Regions from separate parts of the Homo sapiens genome. Here region 1 is linked to region 2. A link is a loop called in an ENCODE intact Hi-C map of the cell type or tissue named here. Cell type or tissue: psoas muscle. All regions are shown on one strand. Each heading gives the region's core, and the rest is flanking DNA. Links, peaks and the distances in the headings are about the cores only.

Evidence for each region. A loop is a pair of places that touch in the nucleus more often than their neighbours do. Peaks named below come from ENCODE experiments on the same cell type or tissue, not always from the same donor. Only the 100,000 strongest peaks of a DNase experiment are listed, where the experiment ranks them.
Region 1: a loop joins it to region 2, with 1.8 times the contacts of the local background. A loop is called at or near these places in 10 of 110 quality-filtered maps.

What each region holds. Positions count from the first base shown.
Region 1 is chr7:129,919,338-129,931,391 of GRCh38, forward strand. All of the region lies in intron 1 of UBE2H (ubiquitin conjugating enzyme E2 H), which reads right to left. Among named protein-coding and RNA genes, the nearest start is that of UBE2H, 28 kb to the right of the region's middle. In psoas muscle, for the core only: no CTCF peak of the experiment used is centred there; no DNase peak of the experiment used is centred there; H3K27ac peaks cover 4,323 bases.
Region 2 is chr7:129,868,021-129,880,074 of GRCh38, forward strand. UBE2H (ubiquitin conjugating enzyme E2 H) reads right to left here. Exons shown (of 7, transcript NM_003344.4): 3 at 11,548-11,622. Among named protein-coding and RNA genes, the nearest start is that of UBE2H, 79 kb to the right of the region's middle. RefSeq lists an enhancer at 11,756-12,054. In psoas muscle, for the core only: no CTCF peak of the experiment used is centred there; no DNase peak of the experiment used is centred there; H3K4me3 peaks cover 1,512 bases; H3K27ac peaks cover 3,495 bases.

The DNA.
Region 1 (12,054 bases), core at 1,826-9,825, 50 kb after region 2:
CTTGTAAAAACAAAATAAAACTCCTGTTAACACCCTACTTAAAACCTTCAATGAGTCTGGTGCCGGCAGCATACAACTCCACCTGCCTCCATATCTGCAGGCTCTCCTCTGCTTATTCCTTGGCCTCACCAATCCTGGGACTCTACAGTCATGAACACTCATTAAGTTTCTTGAATAATGTGGTTTTACAGCTCTATGCCTTTGCCTCCCCTCCACCCGGAATGCCCCTCAACTCCACAGCTCTCTGAAAATGCCCACTCATCTTTCAAGACCAAGGTCAAACTTCATCTCTTGGAACAGCCCCATTTCCCTAGGCAGGCTGCACATTGCACCCCGTTGTGTGTCCCTTTGCCACTCACTGGGAGACAAAGTTCATCTCTCTCCTAGAATGCAAGCTCCCTAGAATAGGAAAGCCATGTCTCACCTCTCTTGTTACCATCTTTACTGCTTTGCACAGGGTCTGACAGAAAGAAGGCACCAAAAATATTTGACTAGAAAATAAACTGAGAAAACACTGGGATACCATTTCACATCCATCAGATAGGCAAAATGTTAGAAAGCTGGATAAATGATGGTGTGGATATGAATAAACAGGAACTCTCATATGTTGCTGATGGGAATGTGAGTTTGGTAAAATTACTTTGAAGAGTGATATTTTTCATCTCTCGCCAAGCTGAAAATGAGCACTGTCAAAGCAGCAATTCTGCTTCAGGTTACATACATTAGACTATTATTTGTCAAATATTGTCCTGATCAGCTTATTTTTAAATGAAGGGATATTTATTCATATCTCAAGTATGCATCTCTCACATTGTATGCGTAAATATTTTTTCAGGGTAAATATTTTATAAAACTATAATTTCTATTACATGTAAATATTTATGCATATATATATGAACATTATGCAAATAAACACACACATATTTTGGGTATCAATGTAAAATACATTTCTTACTGTGTCTAGTGAACAAAAAAGGCTTGAAAAACACTATCCCAGAAAAACACATATGTGCTCAAAAAGACACTCATAAATGTTAATTATGACACTGTATATAACGGTGAAAAACTGGAAATAACCTAAATGTGCATTAACAAAATGGAAAAAATATGGTACACATATAACTCAATATAAATGAACTGGAAACAAATGAAGTAAAGCTACTAGAATACTTCTAATAATATCAATAAATCTTAAAAGTAATATTGAATCAAAATGTATATTTATATAAACATACAAAATACTACATACATACATATATGAGAAAATAAACATGAATGGTATGATGACAATTCAAGAAGACAGGGAGGGAAGCGGAATCAGGAAAGACATCACAGGAGGCTTTAGTGTAACTTCAGGTGTTATTACCTCAAAAAAAAGTTCTGAAGACAATGTTAAAATCTGACAACTGGGAAATGGATGCTGTTCATTATTTTATTCCACATATTTGTTGTGGTGCTTAAAATATTTTGTCATTGAAAACAATGTAATAAACAAATGACTAGAAAAAGTCAAAAAAAAAAAAAAAAAAAAAAGCAATCTTTAAAATGTCCTGGTGTTGGCCGGGCACAGTGGCTCACTGTTTAGGTGGTCAAAGTGGGAGGATCACTTGAGGCCAGGAGTTTGAGAACAACCTGGACAACCTATCAAGACTCTCTGCCTCTAAAAAAAAAAAGTCCTGGTGTTTATAGTTCCAAATCAATATATATTACACGTGATTTTTTTTTTTAAAGCTAACATTGGTGTGCTTATGTGTTAGATACTGTGCTAACCACTACTACACAATTTCACTTACTTGGTAACAATGACCCTTTGCAGCAGGTACCATTATTTTCTGCTAGACTGTGTCACTGTCTCTGATCTTTACTCTTGAGGGTCCAATTGTACTCATCATTCTATATTTTCTAAGGGCAGAAAAATGGACTCATCTATTTAGAGACAGGGTCTCACTCTGTCACCTAGGCTGGAGTGCATTGGTGCAATCATAGCTCACTGCAGGATCAACCTGCTGGGCTCAAGCAAACTTTTTAAAATATGCAGCTACAAAAGCAAATTTAAACCCTAATTTAAAAGCTGATTTTGCCGGGCATGGTGGCTCACGCCTGTAATCCCAGCACTTTGGGAGGCCGAGGCGGGCGGATGACTTGAGGTCAGGCGTTCAAGACCAGGCTGGCCAACACAGTGAAACCCTGTCTCTACTAAAAATACAAAAAATTAGCCAGGCATGGTGGCACACGTCTGTGGTCCCAGCTACTTGGGAGGCTGAGGCAGGAGAATCACTTGAACCTGGGAGGCAGAGGTTGTAGTGAGCTGAGATCACGCCACTGCATCTAGCCTGGGCAACAAGAGACTCTGTCACAAAAAAAAAAAAAAAAAAAAAGCTGACTTCATAAATTATTAGAATGAATGAGAACATTTTTCCCACTAACATTGCATGGGTTTCAAACCAATCTTTTTGGCGCTAACTTTGTCTAATTACTGTTGTTTAAAATGTAAAAATACAGGCTTTCTTTCTTTGAAAGTGGCTAGACAAAACATCTCACCATTTCAATATTTCCTCTATGGATATTACATGATATAATTGAAGTTACTATTAATATCCTCTGGTGTGATAATGGTACTGTGTTTATGTAAGAAAAGTCCTTATTCTTTTTTAATTTTTTTTTTTTAGACAGTCTCACTTTGTCACCCAGGCTGGAGTGCAGTGGCACGATCTCGGCTCACTGCAACCTCTGCCTCCTGGGTTGGAGCAATTCTCCTGCCTCAGCCTCCTGAGTAGCTGAGACTACAGGTGTGCACCAGCCACCACGCCTGGCTAATTTTTGTATTTTTAGTAGAGATGGGTTTCTGCCATGTTGGCCAGGCTGGTCTTGAACTCCTGACCTCAGGTGATCCACCCACCTCAGCCTCCCAGAGTGCTAGGATTACAGGCATGAGCCACCGTGCCTGGCCTTTTAATTTTTATTTTGAGATGGAGTCTTGCTCTGGCACCCAGGCTGGAATGCAATGGCATGATCTCGGCTCACTGTAACCTCTGCCTCTTGGGCTCAAGTGATTCTCCTGCCTCAACCTTCTGAGTAGCTGGGATTACAGGCAGACGCCATCACGCCTGGCTAATTTTTGTAGAGATGGGATTTCAACATTTTGGCCATGCTGGTCTCGAACTCCTGACCTCAAGTGATCCACCCGCCTCGGCTTCTCAAAATCCTGAGGTTACAGGCATGAGCCACTGTGCCCAGAAAAACAGTCCTTATTCTTTGAAGATGCATGTTAAAGTATTTACACTGAAGTCTCACAGTATTTGCAAATTATAAATGGCTCAGCCAAAAATATGAGATAGCAAATATAGCAAAATATTGAGTCTACATAGTAGGGTGGTATACAGATATTTATTTATACTATTCTAATTATATGTATCTGAGTTATTTTGTTTTAGAGATGGGGATCTTGCTATATTGCCCAGACTGACTTGAACTCCTGGGCTTAAACGATCCTCCAGCCTCAGCCTCCCAAGTAGCTGGGACTACAAGTGCACACACAGTGCCTGGCTTGTATCTGAGATTTTTCTTTTTTTTCTTTTTTTTGAGAAGGAGTCTCGCTCTGTCGCCCAGGTTGGAGTGCAGTGGCATGATCTCGGCTCACTGCAAGCTCCGCCTCCCAGGTTCATGCTATTCTCCTGCCTCAGCCTCAGAGTAGCTGGGATTACAGGCACCCGCCACCAAGCCCAGCTAATTTTTTGTATTTTTAGTAGAGACAGGGTTCCACCGTGTTAGCCAGGATGTTCTCAATCTCCTGACCTCGTGATCCACCCGCCTCGGCCTCCCAAGTGCTGAAAGAAAAATTTCCAGTCCATAACTGTTAAACAAGAAACTTAATATTGCCATTATTATGCAATTCAATCTGAATTACCCTTATCAACTAACTTCCAAAATAAAATAAAGTTTTACCTGCTTTTCGTAAGTTTGGTTTTATTCACAACTATGTGGCAGCTAAAATAAAGATCTACAGTCATATCCATGTTAAAGGCCTACTACTATATTTTAACCAATAAATATTACTACCAACCCAGAGTTTGTTCTGCAATATCATTAATCATAATTTGAAGCAGCCCTCTCTTGCTATGGACAAGCTTAGACACTTTTTATGTGACTAGAAGTTATATAGTAATTTAGAAAATCATAAAACTGATAACCAATTTCCTCAATAACATTTCCAAGTAATAAGCCAAATTTAGGTTAAAGAATCTATAACACCTTGGCCAGATGTGGTGGCTCACACCTGTAATCTCAGGTAGGAGAGGTTCTAAAACATGGAAGCTTTCTGAAACCTATTGTTCATAATGCCAGGGATCAGGAACAGTGATGGAGAAATTTACTGGGTTGAAATTACAAAATTATTTGAAATAATTCTCACAAGGGCCTGTCCCATCCACTAAGCCATACTGTCTCTCTAGATGTATTCCACATGAAAAACAAAACTGAAACAAGACACGAGGGAACTGTAAGTTTCCATCAAGTGAACAAATAGATACTCTCACTCCACAGGATAGAATCAGAAGACATTCTTAACTAGCTCCCCATATTGGACAAGGGCCATTAACATCTTGACTCAACTCTACCATCCGTAACAACAGCAAAAACTGATTCATTCACAGAGTAGGCCAAAGTCTGACCTCAGCAGGGCAAACAAAGCATTTGAATTATTAGATAAGCAGATTATGAACACTGGATAGCATTTTAATAATTATACCTTCAGGATGGGCATGGTGGTTCACACTTGCAATCCTAGCACTTCAGGAGGCCAAAGTAATAGGATCACTTGAGCCTGGGAGTTAGAGATCAGCCTGGGCAATATAGTGAGACCCTGTCTCTACAAAAACATTTGTTTAAAATTATACTTTCACAATACTCCATCTAATTCCAGGGATCCATTTCTAGAAATGAAAGGATAACAACACATCATTACTAATGGCGTAAGACTGAGACTTTTCCTAGTTAACATTAACACAGGTTTCTGAATGTGAAATATTTCACTGCCACATTTTAAAATTCCAAATGAAGGTGTTAAAAGGTTTTCTACTTTGAACTTCTAAAAAAGCCCTAGTAAAAATTCATACCAAGAAGGTAATAAATTGCAGAATTTATCTAGTTTTACTGTGCATATTTCTCTGCAAAGAGAATAAGATTCAAAATGAGATTTTATGTCATAACTCTATCTTCAATTCTGTATTCCCTAGAAGGCAATACCAGGTATACATATGGTTGTGAAGGCCTTTTACATTCACACACACACACACACACACACACACACACAGAAAATAAGAGTTGCATGTATAATGTCTACATATAAAATCAGAATATTCAAGTTGGAGAGACTTAAAATCATCTAAACCAACTCCTTATTTGATAGATAAGGACACAGATAACCCAAGAAGGAAGTGAAAGCCCCAAGGTCTCTGAGCCGCACAGAGCCAAGGACGAAAGCCCTGGACGGTCCTCCAGGCAGTCTCCTTTCCTCCCAACACTCTGCCTCTCCTCTACCAACCTTCAACCACCGCTGAACTCCCAAATCAGGTCCTCTGAGTTAAAGGTTGAGGGTACAAGCTAAACTATGAATAAAAAAAAAAAAGTTTAACTTTTTGTTTTCCTTTAATGCTCAAGGTAAGTAATTTTATCACATAAGCCCAGTCCCCCAGCAAAGCAGAACCCGAAAGACATAAGATATTCACAAATGGCCAGGCACGGTGGTTCACGCCTATAATCCCAGCACTTTGGGAGGCCAAGGTGGGTGGATCACGAGGTCAGGAGTTCAAGACCAGCCTGGCCAAGATGGAGAAACCCCGTCTCTACTAAAAATACAAAAATTAGCTGGGCGTAGTGGCGAGCTCCTGTAATCCCAGCTACTCGGGAGGCTGACGAAGAGAATTGCTTGAATCCAGGAGGCAGAGGTTGCAGTGAGCCAAGATTACGCCACTGCACTCCAGACTGGGCAACAGAGCAAGACTCAGTCTCGAAAAAAAAAAGATATTCATAAACAAAAATTCACGGTGTTCTCCAGGTGGAAAAAAAACAAGAAAAAAATAAAATCCACAATGTGGGACAGTTCATGGGAGCTAGGCCTATACAATAATGCTCCCAAATATGTAAATGAAAGAAAAAAGCGAAACAACATTCACTGTGAAAGACACTGTACGTGATCCAACCCAGTATCCATTCTCTCCTTCTTACTATCAAAACCCCGATTGTATTCAGGGCAGTCAAAGAGCCTTGTTTCCCAGCCTTTCTTGCAACGAGACACTTCTAGCTCAGGATGATCAGGGCAATGTGTAGGGAGGGACACTCAGAAAAGTTCCTTTGGTCATTGGAGGAGGGGAATAGTCTCAGCTAGCTCTTAGCCTTCTGCCTATTCACCCCTTTCTTCCTCCCACTGCATGAAACAGTGACGTGATGGCAGAAGCGATGCCTTTAAGATTAAGTAATGCACTGAAGAGGGCTGGGAATACACACTGCGGCAATCTGGATTCCCTGATGACATGAAGCCCGCCCTTATCTGCCTCCCTAACTTACCATCACAACTACATTATTCCAGAACTGTTACTACCAGCCAACTACAATTCCTAACTGATCTGTCCAGTAAGCAATTACATGCTAAATACATTCACATACATTTCATATAAAATAACCTCAAAACAAATTATAAGTATTTCCTTCCTTTTTCGGTTGAGGAAACCAAGGCAAAGAGATAACAAATCCAATCTGTGACTGAAGCCTATAGTTATTCCACTGTATTTTACTTCTTCAAATGTCACACATCTGAAAAAGTCTATGATTTTTTCTTTTCAAGATAAAGGGTCTTGCTCTGTTGCCCAGGCTGGTCTGAAACTCCTGGCCTCGGCCCGGCACAGTGGCTCATGCCTGTAATCCCAGCACTTTGGGAGGCTGAGGTGGGTGGATCACCTGAGGTCAGGAGTTCGAGACCAGCCTGACCAACATGGAGAAACCCCTTCTCTACTAAAAATACAAAATTAGCCCAGTGTGGTGGCACATGCCTGTAATCCCAGCTACTCAGGAGGCTGAGGCAGGAGAATCGCTTGAACCCAGGAGGCAGAGGCTGCAGTGAGCTGAGATCACACCATTGCACTCCGCCTGGGCAACAAGAGCTAAACTCCGTCTCAAAAAAAAAAAAAGAAAAAAGAAACTCCTGGCCTCGAGTGATTCTCCCACCTCAGCCTCCTGAGTCGCTGAAATTACAGTCATGAGCCACCTGAAAAAGCAGAGGCATTTCAAAAAATTATCTCAATCATTCTCATATAATGTGCCACAAATCCATTCACTGTCTTCTAATTCATTAAAACCCTGCCAACCATGATTGGATTTCAACCTGTGAGTAAATTCTTTACCAAGAGTCCTCCTCTGGCTGACTGATAAGTGATCACACCTCCAGAAAAGTATCAGGTATGGCCCTACTGGTTGCAGAGTGTCAGATCATAAAAAGCTCAGCCCCTTCTCCATACAGCAGCCCACATAATCTTGGTCACAAACGCCACGCTCTAGTACATACTAGTACATATGTACTTAACAGTAACTTATTTACAACCTGATTCTTTAATCAAGATAACCTACCAACCGCCTCATACCTCATGAGTGCCCTCTTGCTCATCTATCTCCTGTCTCTATGACATTCTGCTTCCACCAGGAAGCCTTCTCTGATAGACTCAACTCTGTGCTTTTCCAAGGCCCTATTCTCCTTTTTAAAACGTACTTCTAAGGATGCCTAGGCTTTTTATTCATACACTATCTTCATAACTCCATGTAATGGTCCTATTATTTTTATACAGAATAAAACAGAGACACTAAAATGTTAATAATAGAATTCAGTAACTTTTTTAAGAAACCTATTAGAAATTTAAAAATGTGGGCAACTTCGCCAGGTGCGGTGGCTCATGCCTGTAATCCCAGCACTTTGAGAGGCAGAGGGGGGTGGATCACAAGGTCAGGAATTCAAGACCAGCCTGGCCAAGATCGTGAAACCCCGTCTCTACTAAAAATACAAAAATTAGCCGGGCGTGGTGGTGGACTCCTGTAATCCCAGCTACTTGGGGAGGCTGAGGCAGAGAATTGCTTGAACCCTGGAGGCAGAGGTTGCAGTGAGCCGAGATTGCGCCACTGCACTCCAGCCTGGCTGACAGAGCGAGACTCCGTCTCAAAAATAAAAACACAACAAAAAAATGTGGGCAACAAATAAATGGATAAAATGTGGTATGTAATACACTATATATGAATACTATTCAGCCATAAAAAAATTAAAACCACATCTTATAATTCCCAGCATCATGGATGAGTTTAGGGGACATTACGTTAAGTAAAATAAAGCAGGCACGCAAAGACATGTATCGCATATTCTCACTCATACGTGGGAGCTAAAAAAGTTAATTTCATAGAAATGGAGCAGAATAGTGGTTACTAGAGTCTGGTGGGGAGGTAGCCAGAGATCGGTTAACAAATACCAAATTACAGATAGATAAGAGAAATAAGTCTTAGTGTGCATTCGAAGGTGACCATAATTAACAATTTATTGTAGCTGAGCGCAGTGGCTCACACCTGTAATTCCAGCACTTTGGGAGGCGGGTCAGTTGAGCCCAGGAGTTTAAAACCAACCTGGGCAACATGGCGAAATACCATCTCAAAATTAAAAAAAAAAAAAAAAAAAAAATTTGGCTGGGCTCAGTGGCTCACGCCTGTAATCCCAATACTTTGGGAGGCTGAGGCAGGCGGATCATGAGGTCTGGGGTTCAAGACCATCCTGGCCAACACGGTGAAACCCTGTGCCTACTAAAAATACAAAAAAGAGCCAGGCATGGTGACACGTGCCTGTAGTCCACTTGGGAGGCTGAGGCAGGAGAAGTGCTTCAACTCCAGCCTGGCGACAGAGCAAGTCTCTGTCTCAAAAAAACAAAAATAAAAACAAAAAACAAACACAACTTATGGCCAGGCACGGTGGCTCATGCCTGTAATCCCAGCACTTTGGGAGGCCAAGGCAGGTGGATCATTTGAGGTCAGGAGTTCAAGACCAGCCTCGCCAACATGGTGAAACCTCGTCTCTACTAAAAATACAAAAATTAGCCGGGTGTGGTGGCACACACCTGTAATCCCAGCTACTCAGAAGCCTGAGGCAGAAGAATTGCTTGAACTCGGGAGGTGGAGGTTGCAGTGAGCCGAGATTGCACCAATGCACTCCAGCCTGCGCGACAAAGCGAGACTCCGTCTCAAAAATAAATAAATAAATAAAAACAAATATTTTGTCTTTTCAAATAACTAGAAGAGTGGATTTTGGATGTTCCCAACACAAAGAAGTGATAAATAAGGTGACAGATATGCCCAATTTGATCATTACACATTGAATACATCTATAGAAGTATCACTGTATGCCATAAATATGTCAATTAAAACTAAATATATATATACATATATAAAGAGGAGAAAATCAACAATATGGTTAAACAGAAAAAAGGCTCTGCATATTAAAAAAGATACACAAATATGAGTTTTACACTTTGTTTTAAAAGACTTGAATTCTAGCATTGAAATCTAGTTTTCTTGCTTGAAATAAAGATAACTGCTTTATGAATAGAATATTCCAACAATGAGTGCACTGTCAATTGCCCAGAGTCAATTAAGTGCCTGATAAGAGTAACATTTAGGGGCCAGGCACGGTGGCTCACGCCTGTAATCCCAGCACTTTGGGAGGCCGAGGCAGGCGGATCACCTGAGGTCGGGAGTTTGAGACCAGCCTGAACAACATGGAGAAACCCCGTCTCTACTAAAAATACAAAATTAGCTGGCGTGGTGGCACATGCCGGTAATCCCAGCTACTTGGGGGGCCGAGGCAGGAGAATCACTTGAATCCAGGAGGCAGAGGTTGCGGTGAGCCAAGATCGTGCCATTGCACTCCAGCCTGGGCAACAAGAGTGAAACTCCATCTCAAAAAAAAAAAAAAAAAGAAGAGTAACATTTAATGCACCATATCCCGTAGCTCAAGAACTGAACTGCTATCCAGTATGTTTCCTTCTCCTCTCCACACAAAAAGAGACACTAGCACATTTCATTACATCTATGACACACCATTATTTTATGACACACCAAGAAAGAAAAAAGCTGCCCATTAGACTATGACTTATCACCATTTTAAGACATCTCAATTTCAAAGATGTTAAGATGTGGGAAAAAAAGGTCTCAGAATCTATAAAATACAAGATAAACCAGACACTGTTTACTGACATAAAAACACTTACCATCTTCACACGCCACCAATATTCCTTCTTAGCTAAATGTGTATTTACATGGTTTACTGAATAATTCTATCCAGTCTGGTTCAAATATTATATTAACACATTGCCAGGCACAGTGGCTGATGCCTGTAATCCCAGCACTTTGGGAGGCCAAGGCGGGCTGATCACTTGAGGTCAGGCGTTCGAGACCAGCCTGGCCAACATGGTGAAACTCTGTCTCTACTAAAACAACAAAATTAGCCAGGTGTGGTGGCAGGCCCCTTGTAATCCCAGCTACTTGAGAGGCTGAGGCAGAAGAGTCACTTGAACCCAGGAGGTGGAGGTTACAGCGAGCCAAGATCGCACTGCTGCACTCCAGCCTGGGCGACAAAGACTCCATCTCAAAAAACAAAACAAAACAAAAAAAACGGATATACAAGAAACTGTGCTAGGTTACAATTAAAGCACATCCTAGACTTTATCATAATATGACTTCTCTTCCAATATACATTTGTTAGGAGTAGTAGCTCTCAAACACTCTGGTCTCAGCACGCTTTACACTCTGTATTTTTTTTTGCGATGGGGTTTCGCTCTTGTTGCCCACGCTGCAGTGTAATGGCACGATCTCGGCTCACTGCAACCTCTGCCTCCTGGGTTCAAGTAATTCTCCTGCCTCAGCCTCCGGAGTAGCTGGGATTACAGGCATGCGCCACCATGACCAGCTAATTTTGTATTTTTAGTAGAGACGAGGTTTCTCCATGTTGCTCAAGCTGGTCTCAAACTCCCGACGACCTCAGGTGACCTGCCCACCTTGGCCTCCCAAAGTGTTGGGATTACAGGCGTGAGCCACCTCATGCGGTCTACATTCTTAAAAATTAAAGACCTCGGCTGGGCATGGTGACTTACGCCTGTAATCCCAGTACTTTGGGAGGCCAAGGCGGGTGGATCACGAGGTCAGGTGTTCAAGACCAGCCTGGCCAACATGGTGAAAACCCATCTCTACTAAAAATAAAAAAAAATTAACAGCTGGGCACAGTGGCTCACACCTGTAATCCCAGCACTTTGGGAGGCCGAGGCGGGTGGATCACGAGGTTAGGAAATCGAGACCATCCTGGCTAACACGGTGAAACCCCATCTCTACTAAAAATACAAAAAATTAGCCGGGCATGGTGGTACGCGCCTGTAGTCCCAGCTACTCCGGAGGCTGAGGCAGGAAAATTGCTTAAAGCCAGGAGGCAGGGGTTGCAGTGAGCCGAGATCGCCCCACTGCACTCCAGCCTGGGTGAGAGAGCGAGACCCCGTCTCACAAAAAAAAAAAAAAAAAAAAAAAACAAGGCCGGGCACAGTGGCTCACACCTGCAATCCCAGCACTTTGGGAGGCTGAGGCAGGTGGATCACCTGAGGTCAGGAGTTCAAGACCAGCCTGACCAACATGGTGAAACCCAATCTCTATTAAATACAAAAAATTAGCTGGGCGTGGTGGTGCATGCCTGTAGTCCCAGCTACTTGGGAGGCTGAGGCAGGAGAATCGCTTGAACCCAGGAGGCACAGGTTGCAGCAGTGAGCTGAGATTGTGCCACTGCACTCCAGCCTGGGCAACAAGAGCAAAACCCTGTCTCAAAAAGAAAAAAAAAAAATTGCCACGCGTGGTGGTATGCGCCTGTAATCCCAGCTACTGGAGAGGCTGAGGCAGGAGAATTGCCTGAACCCAGGAGGCGGAGGTTGCAGTGAGCTGAGATCACGCCATGGCACTCCAGCCTGGGCAACAGAGTAAGACTCTGTCTTGGGG
Region 2 (12,054 bases), core at 2,686-10,685:
AAAAGAACTAAGACATTGCTTTTGTTGTTTTCAAAAGAATTTCAGTTTAAAGAAAAAGGAAGCCAAAAATACTTGTTTTCATTATGACACCAAATCCTAAAGGGAAAGAAATAGATTTAATGCCAAAAAGATGTCAGAATAACCAGCTCAAAAGCTAGAGGTCACCCAATACAGAGTAGGAACTAACCTAGGCAGCAAGTGTGATGGAAGTTTTAAATAGCAAATGAAAAGATTATATAATAATGAGCTGTCAAAGGCAGAATTAAAACTGGCATAAGTCAACTTCAAGAAAGAAATGGACTGTAATCCCAGCACTTTGGGAGGCCGAGGCGGGTGGATCATGAGGTCAGGAGATCGAGACCATCCTGGCTAACAAGGTGAAACCCCGTCTCTACTAAAAATACAAAAAATTAGCCAGGCGCGGTGGCGGGCGCCTGTAGTCCCAGCTACTCGGGAGGCTGAGGCAGGAGAATGGCGTGAACCCGGGAAGCGGAGCTTGCAGTGAGCCGAGATTGCGCCACTGCAGTCCGCAGTCCGGCCTGGGCGACAGAGCGAGACTCCGTCTCAAAAAAAAAAAAAAAAAAAAAAAAAAGAAAGAAATGGACAAGTCCTCTGATAGTAACAAGCATATGCAAAAGCAGGGTTATCCTTAGAGGTGGCAGCCTGGGGAATGGGGTGGGAAAGCTAACTGTACTATTTTTACTCTGGCTAATAACAAGATGAAGGTAAATGAATTTAGACATTACAGCCTGCTCACAGCAGGTTTCACATTAAAAGGGCCCATTTGACCACTGGCTTCTCTCACTGAGAACTTCAGCACCTGGCTTGGCCCCCAAGTTGCTCTCTGCCCCAACTCCTGTCATTTTTGGTGACAATATAGACCATACTCCTGACACCCGGGTCTCTCTCTCTCTCTTTTTTTTTTTTTTTTTGGAGACAGAGTTTCATTCTTGTTGCCCAGGCTGGAGTGCAATGGCGCGATCTCGGCTCACTGCAACTTCTGCCTCCGGGGTTCAAGTGATTCTCCTGCCTCAGTCTCCTGAGTAGCTGGGATTACAGGCATGTGCCACCATGCCCAGCTAATTTTGTATTTTTAGTATAGAGACGGGGTTTCTCTATGTTGGTCAGGCTGGTCTTGAACTCCTAACCTCAGGTGATCCGCCTGCCTCGGCCTCCCAAAGTGCTGGGATTACAGACGTGAGCCACCGTGCCCGGCTTGTTTCTTAAGCTTCTCCTCAGTGACCTTCTATTCCATTCCACTTCATGCTCCCCAGGACATACCCTGACCTTTGTCATTCCCTCCACAATTACATATTTACCTCCACAATCACAAATTTAGACATCTCCTATCCTACCAATCCCCTGTCCTTGCCAAAAGCTTCCCACCCCAGGAATCATTAATTCTTTCACCTGTTAACTGTAATCCACAGATTCTCCCATTTTCTTCCCAACTACCAGCCCTCTTATCTTCACTGGCTTCTTACTCAGCTTAAGATTTAAGAGCCATCACCATCCTCACTCTCAAGCAATCCTCTGCAAATCCCCTGTCCTCTCCCCTCCAAAATGCCCATCTAGCAAAGCTACCACAGGAAGCATCATTCACATTTGCTCAACTTGGACTTGAGGGTACCAGTAGGTAGGCATTCATTCACTCACACGAATATTCTTCTGCAGAAAGGGCACTGTATCAGGCCCTGAGTAGTGAGTATTTGGGAGGACAGGGGTGGTGGTAGCAAAACAGACCCAGGGGCTGCCTTCATGGAGTTCACATCTACTGAGCTGGCAGGGAGGAGAGACATAAGTAAACAAATATATACCAGTTTATCTAAACATGCTCAACAGCCTTTCTTGGACTCAGCATCACCTACAATCTTCCCTTCCCCTTTCTCTAGTGGGTCGCTCCCCCAGTCTCCCATGACTGTTACATTTTACCACAATCCTGCAAATCTACTTTCTTTCTCTCCCTTTGTTCCCCTAACTCTCTCCTCTAGTTCTTTCACTAAATAGCCTTGTCCCTTTTCTTTGAGAAGATGAAAGCCAATTGGCAGGATTCTTCATTTTCCATAAAAATTTCTAAACTCCTCCCTGCACACATACTCTTTCTCCCTGCCTCAACAGCTTGCACACATGTTCCCCTCTTCTCAAACACCAGGCCTCTGGGTTCTGATCCTGCTCCCTCCTTCCTTCTCGATGGTGGTGCTCCTGCAATTCTCTTCCCAACTCCAGCATCACCAAGCTCTCCCTTTTCTAAACATCTCTCTACAATAAGCACTTTAAAATCCTTCAGAATCTTCCATTTAAAAATTAAAAACAGGCCAGGCATGGTGGCTCACACCTGCTGTCCCAGCACATTGGGAGGCCAATGTGGGCAGATCGCTTGAGTATAGGAGTTCAAGACCAGCCAGAGCAACATGGTGAAACCCATGGCTACAAAAAATGCAAAAAAATTAGCCAAGCGTGGTGGCCCATGCCTGGAGTCCAGGAGGTCCAAGCTGCAGTGAGCCACGATTATGCCACTGCAGTCCAGCTTGGATGATTTCCTTAATGGAGCCACATGTCTTCACAGCGGTGTATGTCTAGAACAAAGTTTCTTGACCTTGGCAGCCTTGTCCAAGCCACCAGCATCTCCGGCTACAAAAGCTTTTATAACTGTGCTTCTATCCCGTCACTGTGTCTTGCCCCACAGCAGTAGAATGATCATTAAAAAAACAAAATCAGACCTTTCACTCCCCTGCTGAAAACTATGTAATCTTTCTATTACATTTAAAATGAAAGTCGAGCCTTTAACCTGGCCTACAAAGCGGTCTGTGAACTCAACCCTGCCTGCCACTTGGCCCGTGTGTCACACACCTCACATTTTACCCAGTTTTCCAGGCTGGGGCCTTTGTACTCAAAATTTCTTCTGCCTGGAAAGCTCTTACCCCTGATTTTGGAGGATCAGGGCTGGTTTTTGTTTTGTTTTGTTTTTAATCTTTTTAAGTCTCAGCTTAAATTTACTTTGTCAGACCCTTCCTGAATATCTGATCCAAGGTACCTATTCTATCCATTAATTCTCTGCATAAAGCTATCAGAAGTTTTAAATTTTGCTTTATCTTCGCACTCCAAAAGAACATAAAGTATTAAGAGAGCAATTTGTTCACTTCTGTATCTACAGCACCCAGAATAACGCCCAGCTCGCAGTAGGTATCCAATAACTTTGTGAAACTGATTGGAAGGATGATGTATGCCACAGCCAAAGCCTCAGCTGCCAGACATAATTTTTGAAAAATGTTATTTTCAGAACACCAGTAAAAGAGCTTTTAACAATGGCTTATATTCTCATAGCATTATCTCTATTTATTTTTTTACAAAACCTTCCTTACTTACTAGAACCTTGTTTCTCTCTACTGGAATTCAAAAGATACTTATCATTGGCCAGGCACGTTGGCTCACGCCTGTAATCCCAGCACTTTGGGAGGCCAAGGCAGGCAGATCACCTGAGGTCAGGAGTTCGACACCAGCCTGGGCAACATGGTGAAACCCCATCTCTCCTACAATACAAAAATTAGCTTGGCGTGTTGGCACATGCCTGTAATCCCAGCTATTCGGGAGACTGAGGCAGGAGAATCACTTGAACCCGGGGGGCAGAGGTTGCAGTAAGCTGAGATTGTGCCATTGCACTCCAGCCTGCACAACAGAACAAGACTCTGTATCAAAAAAAAAAAAAAAAGATATAGATCACTACAGAGTAGCCATTATGTAACTGTTTGGGACAGGACTAAAGTCATAACCACGGTTATTAGAGAAGTACACAGGTGATCTGAATGGAATTTTGCCTCCCCAGCCCCAAAATTCATTTTATTTGAGACGGAGTCTCACTCTTGTCGCCCAGGCTGGAGTGTAGCAGCGCCATCTCAGCTCACTGCAACCTCTGCCTCCTGGGTTCAAGTAATTCTCCTTCCTCCGTCTCTCGAGTAGCTGGGATTACAGGCACGCGCCACCATGCCCGGCTACTTTTTATATATATATATTTTTAGTAGACACGGGGTTTCACCATATTGGTGAGGCTGGTCTCGAACTCCTGGCCTCAAGTGAACCTCCTGCCTCGGCCTCCCAACGTGCTGGTATTACGGGCATGAGTCATCGTGCCCAGTCACAGAATTCATTTTATTTGTGAAAATACAGTGGTACAAGTAGGCCTTTGTTAAATGACTAACCTGAAACCTCTTGTGAATGACAAACTCCTCTCTACTGCAAATACTGGCCCATCCCTGCTTAAATACTGCTCAATGAAGTTACTCATGCTAGTTCTTGAGGGAGTAACTCTAGAATGATTCCATCTAGGAAGACATAAGATAAAATGGTAAGTATTCTAAGTTCTATAGGTAGTTTAGTCATGCCATATTATAAACCTCCACTCCAAAAATAGTGTGAGGTCATTTCTGGCCAGAGTGAAATAAAAAATGTATAATGCCTGAACAGTCTATTATTCTGACAATGAAAAAGATTAATGCAGTTCCCTTTATCACTTGCATGAGTAAAAAAATATATATATATATTGGCTGGGCGCGGTGGCTCACGCCTGTAATCTCAGCACTGTGGGAGGCCAAGGTGGGTGGATCACCTGAGGTCAGGCATTTAAGACCAGCCTGGCCAACATGGTGAAACCCCGTCTCTACTAAAAAACACAAAAATTAGCAGGGCATGATGGAGCATGCCTGTAATCCCAGCTACTCAGGAGGCTGAGGCAGGAGAATTGCTTGAACCCGGGAGGCAGAGGTTGCAGTTAGCTGCAATGGTGCTGCCACTGCACTCTGGCCTAGGTGACAGAGCAACACTCCGTCTCAAAAAAAAAAAAAAAAAAAAAAAAAAAGAATTATGGCACACTGGTTATCAGAGTATATGCCAGACTGGGAGATTTAAGAGGAACTCTGACAGGCTGTCCAGTCTAGTGGAACAGGGCAACCTAAACCATCCTGATAGTTTGACCCAATTTTAAAGGCCATTAATATAGCTCAGAGTTTTTTTTTTTTTTTTGAGACAAGAGTCTCGCTCTGTTGCCCAGGCTGGAGTGCCGTGGCGCGATCTTGGCTCATGCAAGCTCCGCCTCCCGGGTTCACGCCATTCTCCTGCCTTAGCCTCCCAAGTAGCTGGGAATACAGGCGCCCGCCACCATGCCCAGCTAATTTTTTGTATTTTTTAGTAGAGACAGCATTTCACTGTGTTAGCCAGGATGGTCTCGATCTCCTGACCTCGTGATCCACCCGCCTCAGCCTCCCAAAGTGCTGGGATTACAGGCATGAGCCACCACGCCCAGCCAGCTCAGAGTATTTTAACTATTGTATTGCCCATGACTTTTTCATTTTGTCTCCATTTACTCAAATGGGTTTGGCAAGTTCTTGCTTCATGCCACTAACATCAAATTCTTTTTTTTTTTTTTTTTTTTAATTTCTTGAGACCGGTTTCACTCTGTCACCCAGGCTGGAGTGCAGTGATGCTATCTCAGCACACTGCAACCTCTGCCTCCTGGGCTCAAGTGATTCTCCCACCTCAGCCTCCCGAGTAGCTGGAACTAAAGGTATACACCACCATGCCCAGCTAATTTTTGTATTTTTTTTTTTAGAGATGGGGTTTCTCCATATTGCTCAGGGTGGTCTCAAACCCCTTGTCTCCAGTGATGTGCCCACTTCGGCCTCCCCAAAATGCTGGGATTACAGGATGAGCCACTGCGCTCGGCCTCACATCAAGTTCTATGGCAGCACGAGCTTGCTGGTTTTGTACCTGACCATTCTACCAACATTCAGCAAACCATTCAGCAGTCCCTCCAGAATCCTGTTCTCAACCATTTCTCTTACCTTCCCAGCTTTGGTATCATCAAATTGCAACCCAGAGGCAATGCATACAGCCTGCTCCTAGTAGAGGGTCCTCCTCACTGAAAATATGTAGATATAGATCGGTAGCATTTCACAAATTGGTTTCTAAACTTGTTACCTGTACCTTATAACACAGTTTTCTAATTTTTAAGAAGTATAAATGATGACAGGGTTCCTAGGCTGCTCTTAAAGTTATTTACAAAAGATTCTAAAATATTCTATAGTTCTATCTGAAATTAGGATACAATTCTGTTAATAGTAGCCAATAATCATTTAAATGTAAGATAAAATGACATCTTAATTTTATCTGGAATGCTAGTGTTTAAGTAAAGTAGATATGATATGAAGGAGAATATAATAGATCCAGAAGAGAACTTCTGGATGTTGCAAGATCTTTAGTGGCTATAAGCCCTGAATTTAATTTTTTTTATATATATAATTTTTTTTTTTTTTTTGAGACAGAGTCTCGCTCTGTTGCCCAGGCTGGAGTGCAGTGGCACGATCTTGGCTCCCTGCAGGCTACGCCTCCTAGGTTCACGCCATTCTCCTGCCTCAGCCTCCTGAGTAGCTGGGACTACAGGTGCCCGCCACCACGCCCAGCTAATTTTTTGTATTTTTAGTAGAGACGGGGTTTCACTGTGTTAGCCAGGATGGTCTCAATCTCCTGAGGTCATGATCCACCCGCCTCGGCCTCCCAAAGTGTTGGGATTACTGGCGTGAGCCACCACACCCGGCCCTGTATCTTTTATTAGAAGACTTTTATATTTTTTTTCCCTTGGCTTAGGCTTATCAAAAGTATCCCCATTATGATTATTAGCTCTAAAGAGGGGCATTTTTCAGTTCATATGAAGAGAAAAATGCAACAACGGAAGGGGGAAGTGGAAGAGTCAGGCAGAAAAGAAAAAGGTGAGAAGTACTTGAGGTAACCACCCAAGAGAAGAGAAAAAGGGGGAAGAAAGAAGTGAAGAAAGTTGCGCGTAAAGACAGTATCTGAGATGGACTAAACTCTAAACTCTAAGCAGAAAACAAAGGAAGGAAAACAGTGTGTGCACTTATACACACACATAATTAAAATTTAAAGGAAAAAAGAAGGGAGGCTGCTGGGAAACACGTGGGTTAGGCAGGTCCTGAGCAAGCTACCACAGGGAATTCTGGCCAAGCCTGATGGCTTTCTAGAGCAAAAGACAGCAAAGTGTAGACTCAGACAATGATACAGACAGGACAGTCAAAAGACATACATTTGCAATATGATTAAAAATATTTACTTTTATAATAAAAGCAAACATTGTAGACTATTTGGAAATTACAGAAAAGTATGTTTTTAGTCTCCTTTAACTGAACAGCTATGGATAACATCAATAGTTTGGCATTCAAATGTGAAATGTATAGGAAAAAATTAGAGTTGTACTATATAAAAAACATTTTCCTGTGTGTCCCTTCAAAGAGGTGTTAAAACATGACTAATGGGTAAAACATTTTATCCACTAAGATGCACTATCACTTAGCTACTTTATCACCGACTGGGTCATTTAGGTTGCTTCTGACTTTTAAGTATTATAACACTAAAATTTACGTATTCTTTTGACAGTGCACATTTCTAAATATTTCTTTAGATAATTTTTAACTTTTTAAATAAAATTATTTGAAGGATATAAAATATTTACCAAGCAATACATAGTGGTAGACTGGCTGTATCATAATACCTTTTCTAACACTGTTTTATCTGCCAGTTTGACAAATCATATACTGTACTTTCGTTTTAATCTGCATTCTTTTGGATTAGACATAAAACCATTTTGTATCCTCTGCTTATTTTTTTTTATTAAAAATTACTCTGTATTACCCTCTTCTATGAGATCATTCATCTTTATTTCACCCACACTGTAACTGCAAGTCTGTTTGGTGAAAGCTTTCACTTAACAGCTGAGCACAAGTATCAAAGGCTAAAAACTGTGAACCTCGAGAAGTGTGAGCTATGGCAGTCTCTGCAGCAATTTCTTTGCATAAAACAAAATCTTCATGAACTGGGGATTACTTGGGGTTCTGAATGAGTATCTCTAAAGTCCTCATGCACACCTCAACAACTCTGAAGCTTTTGTGAAGACAATCTCTCTTGTAGAAACTTATGTCTTCCTTACGCTCTCTCTTCTAAATTGAGGTGCTGACTCACACCTCTCCTAAAAAACAATGGAACCATGCCATTAAGTACACGTAGTATTTTATTTACATTCTTCTTCTCTCCTAACCAGTAAAGATCTTCTGTAGCCTTCGTCATGTCCAGCAGGATGCCAGGTACCCCGAGTTTTAATACACTGGTCATATCAAACATGCAGAATCTGTTTAATTCTAGTATCTCATTTTCTAGCAGAGAAAACAATGGGTCAGCTGCATATCTCTCTCATGGTCAAGGAGAACCAGGGCCAGAACTTCTCTACCCTGATAACCAGTCCACTGACCAATCACACTCTCCTAACTCCTACACAGTAACACCCAGCAGTATTGCTAAGCACTCTAGGAACTAATGTTTCTGAATGAAAAATATGAAAGTCTGAATTTTCAAGTAAATCAGAAAAAGATTCAAATATGATTCATCTCAAAGCAGTCTCTCTGGAAAATTATGCAAATATTCAGCGATGTTATAGTTGATTAAAGGAGTTTTATATCTTTTACTCTTTTCAAAGTGCCTAGAGGGCCGGTTTTATACCCCAATTGATATTACTCGTTTTTCCATTCATCTTATTCTTTGGGCTTAAATGACTGTTAGCCATTTCAAAAATTCACATCCAGCTTCAAAGCATCAAGATTTGCCATCACTTATGATACTGAAACAGAAGTAAAATTCCAAAAAAAAGAGCTCAAAGTGTTTGAAACAATAATGGCATCATAAGAATAAGTTCATAACCTCCCAAGGTGTCTACCTATATTCCTTTTCTTTCCAAAAAGTAGCTATGCCACTATTTCGAATACCCACTCATTTATAGATGCAAATTGTTTTAAAGGGACATCTCATGCAATCATGTAACTACTGACAGCCCTCTAAAACTATATTTGGAGAGTGTCCCAAAGATAAGCATATCACATTATATTGAATATATATATTTAAATATTCAGAGAGAAATGTCTTAAAGAGCATATTCCAGAATGTAAATAATGACACCCTTTAAGGGATAAGATTATGAGACATTTTGATTTTTCTTTACTTTGGCTTACAGATTTTCTTACATTGCTCTAATGGATATGGGTCATTTATACAATTAAAATACACATCCATACACAAACACACAAAATAGAACAAAGTACATAGACACTGCAAAATTCCAAGAGCCAAGCATTAAAGATGTTTGATCTAAATTTGCACAGCTGATTGTTTAAAAGCTCAAAATTTGGCTCAGGAAGAACACTACACCTACCCAGATACAACAGGGGCAAGATTTAAAAAGAATGTTGAGATTGGGTTGATCTTACCTCCTCGCCCTTCTGTATAATTTTACAACTATCTACACAACTCAAAAAGGAATCCTTGCCTTTTCTAAGTGAGCCACAACCTTTCTGAATGCTTAAAGCACATCTCAACAGTAATTACACTGTTGATGACCTGAAAATGGGTCACCCCGCACAACTGATTGAAACTCTCTTATGCAACCTTCCTCTAGAGGAAACAAGAACAGCTTGTACAAATATTTCAGCTAAATCTACTTTCCAAACAGAAGATGATACACATTTGTAGGCATTATCAAGTCCTGAAAGCACACAGAAAGGCAAAAGAAACAATTATGAAGAAGTTAAATTAGCTTAGTCATTTGTCCCAACCAAATTTCATATTGCATCATTAATTTAAGAAAGCGTGGAGGCTTTTTGTGTCATTAGTTAATAAACAAGCAATGCCTAAAGTTTAGACATTATTACCTAGAAAGTTATGATGAGATAATCATATTATCTAGAAAAAATACATTAAGGTCTGAGAAATAACATTTCTACAGGATATGAAATTGCATTTCTATAAGTTCACTCTTAGTTTCAACAAGCTCTATTGTTTCCTTTCTGACTAGGAATGTGGGGTTAACAAAACTAGACTTAGCATGCCAGTTTTTAGCCTTTAGGTAAACAGGTATTTATGAAATGTATCTGAATGAACTTGCATGGACTTCTATAAAGGCTTTAAAGTCCTATCACTAACCAACATAAGAGTTTTAAATGGCTGAGTAGACAGAAACACCCTAAAGTTAGAAGATGAATAAACTGGGGACAGGGAACCACAACACAACAGAAAAGCCCTCTCAAAAGGAGAAGGTGTACAGGCGTATACGTTTCTACACCTATACAGGTGCTAAGTCAGATGTGCTCGGGGGCTGTCTCAAAGGCTCAACACCTCACAGCTCCACTCCCACTTTACCATTCACAACGCTGAAACTTAGAGGCCCCTATAGCAAGAAAGAAATTTCTGATTCAACTGGTTAGGAGTGGGGGTGTAGTGGGGAGTGGTCTAGACTCCAGGATATCGGGCATTACTTCTTAAGACAGCCCACAGCAGCCAGGCGCAATGGCTCACGCCTGTAATTCCAGCACTTTGGGAGGCCGAGGCTGGCGGATCACGAGGTCAGGAGATCAAGACCATCCTGGCTAACACAGTGGAACCCCGTCTCTACTAAAAATACAAAAAATTAGCCGGGTGTGGTGGCAGGCACCTGTAGTGCCAGCTACTCGGGAGGCTGAGGCAGAAGAATGGCGTGAACCCAGGAGGCGGACCTTGCAGTGAGTCGAGATCGTGCCACTGCACTCCAGCCTGGGCGACAGAGTGAGACTCCGTCTCAAAAAAAAAAAAAAAAAAAAAAAGCCCACAGCAGTAGCAAAATGTTTGAACTCTGGCAATTCTGAACATGAGGCTTAGTCTGATTCTCAGAGAATGCTCAATATATTACAATTTTATTGTTCTTACTTAAAATTGTTCAATATTTTATAATATTTTAGACATGTATAAAGTGAAGCAAAAAAAAAAAAAGCTGGCTTAAATTAACTAAATTACTACCATTCTACAGTCTCCAAATATTTAAAGGTGTCCACCTTCAATCAGATAGATCTGTCACTGAGTGCCTCAATGGGGGTGACAGGTAAATAACATCACCCATTAAGGTAAAAGGAGATGAAGGTGAGGAGAAAGTACCTCTTTGTACAACCCCACTGAGGTTTCTATTCTTTCTTCTGCTGTTTAGGGGGCTAAAGAGACTGGAGGTGGGAAGACTGCAAAGGGTCATTTAATTGTAAGGTACCCAGAGTTGGAGTGAACAAAAAAGCAAAGTAGGATCTAGGGAGAATTTCTGAAAATGATAGGATTAAAACACATACTATGTAACATTCATTCTTGCAATCTGGCATTCAAAATTAGACTTAAGATATGTTTATTATTTTCCTGCTAACAGCTTAAAGAACAGTGGGGCCTTAAAGCTGGTTTAATCTGACACCAAAAGACAAAAATCTAAAGTAATGGTCATTATAATTATGCAAAGAGTATATTTAAACGTCTTCTAACACACTATAGAAGTTCCCCCCAAAAGTCACTGATTAATTAACCAAAGCCAAAAAAGGAAAAATTCAATTAGACAGCCATTTCTGGCATTAATTACCTCCCCTGAAATGTAAGATTTTTCCCCCTTAGATTTCAAAACTCTCTAAGGAGAAAAACCAAGTAGTAACATACCTATAGATGGAGATTTGAAAGGGTATTTATCAGGTAGGTCCACTCTAACTTTCCATACTCCGCCTTCATATGGTGCTGAAATAAAAGTAAAAATGTTCATCAGAACTACATCTCCAAATTAGAAAATAAATCTGAGTGTAAATTAAACATTATCCCCTAATCTTCTGAAAACCTTCCAAATTAATTCCTTCAAGAGTCAGGGACCTACTACAATCAATAGGTGTACCACGTTCAGATTAAGATACTTTTCTTGGAAAGATCCAGAGTTAAAAAATAAGCAGATTCATTCTGCAATTTACTTGATTCTTCAAAAGTACTAAACACTATTCAATTATTTGGTAAGTAATAGCCATGTTACTTTCCCTCCTATCTCAATAAACCCCATATTCATCCCCCCTCCAAGGCCAAAAAGAAAACAACAAAAAACATTTCCTGGAAACCATTCACGTGGCCATCCATAACAAAACCCAGAATTTACAATTCATGTCTAGTACTGTCACATAGAGA